Linked DNA regions of Homo sapiens: region 2 is linked to region 1. Evidence: chromatin loops called from intact Hi-C (ENCODE). Cell type or tissue: MCF 10A. All regions are shown on one strand. Each heading gives the region's core, and the rest is flanking DNA. Links, peaks and the distances in the headings are about the cores only. Region 1 has its middle 11 kb from the start of LINC00398. Region 2 has its middle 17 kb from the start of TRN-GTT2-4.

What was found. Hi-C counts contacts between places; a loop is a spot of excess contacts. Peaks named below come from ENCODE experiments on the same cell type or tissue, not always from the same donor. Only the 100,000 strongest peaks of a DNase experiment are listed, where the experiment ranks them.
Region 2: a loop joins it to region 1, with 5 times the contacts of the local background. A loop is called at or near these places in 20 of 110 quality-filtered maps.

What each region holds. Positions count from the first base shown.
Region 1 is chr13:30,791,218-30,794,021 of GRCh38, forward strand. No RefSeq gene overlaps it. Among named protein-coding and RNA genes, the nearest start is that of LINC00398, 11 kb to the right of the region's middle. RefSeq lists enhancers at 1-2,537, 1,415-1,709, 1,463-1,979 and a silencer at 1,415-1,709. In MCF 10A, for the core only: a CTCF peak has its summit at 1,505 (motif pointing left); a DNase peak (open chromatin) is centred at 1,574.
Region 2 is chr13:30,689,559-30,692,362 of GRCh38, forward strand. No RefSeq gene overlaps it. Among named protein-coding and RNA genes, the nearest start is that of TRN-GTT2-4, 17 kb to the left of the region's middle. RefSeq lists an enhancer at 849-938. In MCF 10A, for the core only: no CTCF peak of the experiment used is centred there; a DNase peak (open chromatin) is centred at 1,183.

The sequences.
Region 1 (2,804 bases), core at 198-2,697:
GATCTCCTGACCTCGTGATCCGCCCGCCTCGGCCTCCCAAAGTGCTGAGATTACAGGCGTGAGCCACCATGCCCAGCCTGATCTTATGTTATTGTAGCTGTGTTATCACTGGGCTTTATTATGTTTCAAAAAAAAGATGTCATTTCTACCAAGTGCAAAAACAGCAAAGTGTATCTGCATTTTGCAGAGGCAGTTGGTGTGATAATGAGAGCGAGAGGAGATCTGGATGCAGGCAGGTCATGGTTTGAGCCAAGGAGGAGGCCCTGGGAAAAGCTCTGTCTGTTCAGATGCTCTGACCCCCATACCACACCCCTTTCCGGTCATCCAACTAAAGCATCCGTGTATGGGGGACCAGGCTGCCTCCGGTGCATATGTGCAGAACCCTGGGGTCAGGCAGGCGGGGTGCCAAGCCTCCAAGAAGGGTGGGGAGCCCTTGGGACCCGTGCTGGACGCCCTCGCTCCCGAGGGCCTGCTGGGGAGCCAGCAGGCTTCTGGATCTCATTAAGGCACAGCTGCCCTGCAGCCTGGACACCATATGCAGAGCATGGGCCTGGTTCCCATCACTTGAGTGTGGACTCTGCCTATAATCATCAGAAGGCACATTCCAGGTTTGCAGTTTAAGAGAAAAGTATACTTTTGTCCTCAATTGAGGAGCCATTCTGTTCAAAGTATTTAAGTGGTTTCCGAAGCTTAGCAACATTCCTCCTGTCTGCATCTGACCATGCAGTTTTGATTTTCAAGGTAGGCCAGCAGGATTCTTGGAGGGAACACGCCCCCCAACCCCCCATCTGAATCTGCCTGAGAGCTAACAAGTGCCAATGTGGCCAGATGAATGTGTGCTGCGCTATTTGTGATGGAGGTCCCCAGAGAGCCTTTGTGCTCTAGATCTTTATTGGAACACCCAGTAAATATTGGACTCAGGCTCCCCATTGTTTTAGTGTAGGGCTTAAATGCAGTCTCCTTCAGGCTGTCAATGTACCTTTGACCAAATTGCAGCTTGCATTCCCATACCAAATGTGGTTTCGCAGAACCCCAGCTCACTCTAACAGAACCAGCTGGGACCAGAGAGGGTCCTGGTTTGCTCTTTGTGTGCACAGCTGATTTCTCAAAGCACTAACTCACTTTTCTCTGTACATAAAGATGACACTGGGGACACCTGTCATCAGGGATCGGGGCATCAGCTGCACCCAGTCAGGCACCCACTCACCCACGTGAGACTTTCAAAGCCAGCTGGCTAAGGCTTGGGAGGTACCCCCAGGGCAAAAGGACAGCTTGTCGTTGAGTGAAGTGAACCGCCTTTAACATTTTTATAGGTTATAGCCTGCCTAGGCAGCAGCAACCAGCTATTTGATAACCAAGGGGGTGACCAGATTTCTACTGGCCAGATAACCAGAAAACTAAGGCTTCTGCATTACACCGCTTCATAAGAGAAAATAAGCATTTTAGCTACAGGGAAGCCCTGTTGTTTTTGAAAGCTGGAGGAGGTCCTCCTGCTGGCCATGGGCTTGGCTGGCCGTGGGCTAGGCTGACTCACAGTCAGAGAGCAGCCTTTGTGGCTGAGCTCAGCGGAACTCAGCGGACACCCGCACGGTGGCCCAGGGCCAGCAATAAACAAGTCAGGGCTGCTCCTGGCGCTCAGGAATCTGGGGTCAATTAGGGATCAATGGTGCCAGAGGATTTAAAACAATTGCAACCAGCCAGGCAGGCTCAGGCTGTATCAACAGTGAAATGCAGAATGTGCAGATACAATTGTACTATCCCTAAATTAAATTAACGTTCTACCCCTCGGCAAGGCATTTTTCTTAATAAGTGGGATTGCTCCTGGCCAAGCTTTAACCACTAGGGATGGCAATGACCGATGACCTAACTCGTCACTTAACCTTGGCCAAGGACACCAAAACCCTAGTCATTAGGGGACCCATCTGTGAACCTCTGTTGAACAATGAAGTCAAACCTAATCTGATTTCACCCACACCTTACATTTTTAAGCTGCAAATTTCCACAATTCTCTGACTGACAAGAACATGAGGTCTATTTGATAACCAAGGGCAATGACAGGATTTCTTTTGGCCAGATAACCAGAAAACGTAAGGCTTCTGTATTACATCGCTTCGTGAGAGAAAATAGGCATTTTAGCTCATCATTTCCTCTTGTCATTTCTCATTGTTGTGCCTACCTGGCACAATGTTAACTCTATAGAAAGGCTGACTTTTTAAAATTTTTGTGGGTACACAGTAGGTGTATATATTTATGGGTTACATGAGATATTTTGATACAGGAATGTCATACATAACAATCACAGCAGGGTAAATAGGGTATCCATCACCTCAAGTATTTATCCTTTGTGTTTCAAACAATCCAATTATATTCTTTTAATTATTTTAAAATGTATAATTAAATTATGTTTTACTATAGTCACCCTGTTGTGCTAGCAAATGCTAGGTCTTATTTCTTCTTTCTTTGTACCCATGAAAGGTTGAATTTTTAACTGCGGGCATCAGTGACTGCTAAGGATCCAGCAGAGAGGGCAGTTTGACTCAAAGAGGTGAAAAAAATCAGTGGGGTCTTTTGATCATCAGGAATCAGAAGCAACTGGAGGCAGGGACCCGGAAACCCAGGCAGGGCCACTCAGGAGAATGACAGAACCCTTCCAGGCCTCCATGCATGACAAGCTGGTATGCACACCATTTGGTTGGCTTCCTGGGTCAGAATGGGTCCTTTGTGTCCCTTCTACCATCTTTGACAGAACTGCCTTTGGTCCCCAGGCTCCAGCAATGTGGTCTGAATGGGGGTTGTCTCCCTTT
Region 2 (2,804 bases), core at 118-2,617, 100 kb before region 1:
TCCATTACTCTGACAGGTTGGACCCTCTGGGGAGCAGATCTCAAGATCAAGTTATGAGTGCAAGAGGTGTGTTGGGAAGCGATGGTTGTAAAAGAATCCTGCAGTAGCACCAGGCACAAGTCTGTCCAGGGAGAGGAGGACTTCTACTCTCTACCAGCATCTCTCCTAAGTCCCCTTAGGGGACGGGGGCAAGGAAGTGCTGGGAAGGGCAGGGCATGGTTCCTGGCTAGGACTCCACCCCCCTGGGGCCTGTACCCACGGACCTAGGTGAAGACAGGCACTCCTGCCTTCTCGCCCAACGGTTGCGTTTCCCAAGATCATCCTGGCCTGCCACGCCCCCATCTACCTATTAAACTCCCCCACCTTCCCCAAACCCTAGCAGGCAGACACACATCGGTGGAAGAAGACAGGAGCGGCTGGACATTGAAAGGACGTCGAGAGGAGCACACCTGCACACCATCGACCAGCGGAACGAGGCAGAGTGTGGCTGGAGCAGTCGGAGGGAAGCCTGGGCCGCTGACTCCAGGGGAAAACCATCTCCTTTCTGGCTCCCCCCTCTGCTGGGAGATACTTTCACTGAATAAAACCTTGCACTCATTCTCCAAGCCCACCTGTGATCCGATTCTTCCTGTACACCAAGGCAAGAACCTGGGATACAGAAAGCCCTCTGTCCTTGTGATAAGGTAGAGGGTCTAACTGAGCTGGTTAACACAAGCTGCCTATAGACAGCGAAACTGAAAGAGCACACAATAGCACACACTCATTGGGGCTTCAGGAGCTGTAAATATCCACCCCTAGACGCTGCCATGGGGCGGGAGCCCCACAGCCTGCCCGTCTAGAGGTTTGAGCAGCGGGACACTGAAGAAGAGAGCCACACCCTCATCGCACGTCCTGCGAGGGAGACAAGGGAACTTTTCCGGTTTCACTTCTGCTTGGCTTGAGCTGGCACTGAAGCACCCTTTTCCCTCCTCACTGAGGGAGCAGAGGGGAAAAGCGGTAGAACTAACAGGCTAACAATGCTCCTCCGAAAATATATCGTATTTTTGGATCCCTAGAGATAGGTGATCACGGCAGCCGCGGAGTGCATTTGGGTCTCCTTTCAAGAAAGAACTTGCTGCTCAGCGTTGAAGAATGCAGTTGGCCAACAGCCTCCAGCTGCTCTGTCTTCAGCATCTGCCATGGCATCTGAGCTGAGGTCATGTTCTTCCTGGGAGGTCCCCAGCAGAAGGATCACGTGGAAGCTCCACAAGCTCCACAGATGTTCCAGGAGAGGAATAGGCAGCATTTGGAAGACATATCCTGCCATAACAGAGGGCATTTGCTAGTAGAGACAACAAACAGCAACAGCCAAGTAAACAAACACACAAGCACAAAGCACTTTCTCCCATTTCCCCTCATTGATCCTGTCCGGGTAGAAGCTGGGGAGGAAGTAGAATAGGGTGAGGCGGGGTGGGGCTGGGGGGCCTACACCTTCTTCCTTCCCCCGCAGGTCCTGTCCCTGGGCCAGGCTTGAACTAGGGGAATGGGAAAAGCTGTGAAGTGAATGAGAATTAGGAGTTTTTATTTAGACTGGACTTGAATTTTTTTTTTTTTTTTTTTTTTTTTGAGACAGAGCCTCGCTCTGTCACCCAGGCTGGAGTCCCGTGGCGCCATCTTGGCTCACTACAGCCTCTGCCTCCCGGGTTCAAGCGATCCTCCCACCACAGTCTCCTGAGTAGCCGGGATTACAGGTGCCTGCCACCATGCCCAGCTATTTTTTTTTTTTTTTGTATTTTTAGTAGAGACAGGGCGTCACCGTGTTGGCCAGGCTGGTCTCGAACTCCTGGCCTCAAGTGATCTGTCCGCCTCGGCCTCCCCAAGTGCTAGGATTATAGGAGTGAGCCACCACGCCTGGCCTGGACTTGAATTTTTAATTCCTAAAAATGAACTACCAGTTAAAATTTAAAAATGACCAAAAAAGCTATGGGATATGCTGATGTTTTGCTTTGGGGATAAGGAAAAGATATCTGGTTGAGCGGCATTGAAAACAGTGTAGGGAGAGAAAAACTCATTCCTGGCTCACCCTTTTGAGTCCCACTATCTCAATAATCTGATGTTATATGACACACACACACACACACGGAGGAATCCTGGAAGACTCCATATCAAGGTGGTGATGAAGGTGACCAGTGGGTGATAGGATTATAGGTGTGTGTTTATTTATTTATTTTAATTACCTTTTTTTAGAGACAGGGTCTCTGTCATCCAGGCTGCAGTGCAGTGGTGTGATCATGGCTCACTGCAGTCTTGCACTCCAGGGCTCAATCCTCCTGCCTCAGTCTCCTGAGTAGCTGGAGCTGCAGTCATGCACCAACGTGCCCAACTAATTTACTTTATTTTATTTTTTATTTTTTGTTAAGATGGAATCTCACTTTATTGCCTAGGCTGGTCTTAAACTCCTGGTTTCAAGCATTCCTCCTACCTCAGCCTCTCAAAGTGCTGGAATTACTGCACTTGGCCCTATTATATTTTTAAAAAATTTCAATAGTTTTAGGGGTAAAAGTGGCTTTGGTTACATAGATGAATTGTATAGTGATGAAGTCTGGATTTTTAGTGTACCCATCACCCAAATAGTGTACATTGTACCCAATGAGTAGTTTTTCATTCCTCACCCCCACACTGTCCCCACTTCTGAGTCTCCTGATGTCCATTATAGCACCCTGCTTTTGCGCACTTAGAGCTTACCTCCCACTTAGAAGTGAGAACATGTGGTAGTTGGTTTTCCCTTCCTGAGTTACTTCACTTAGGTCAGTGGCCTCCAATTT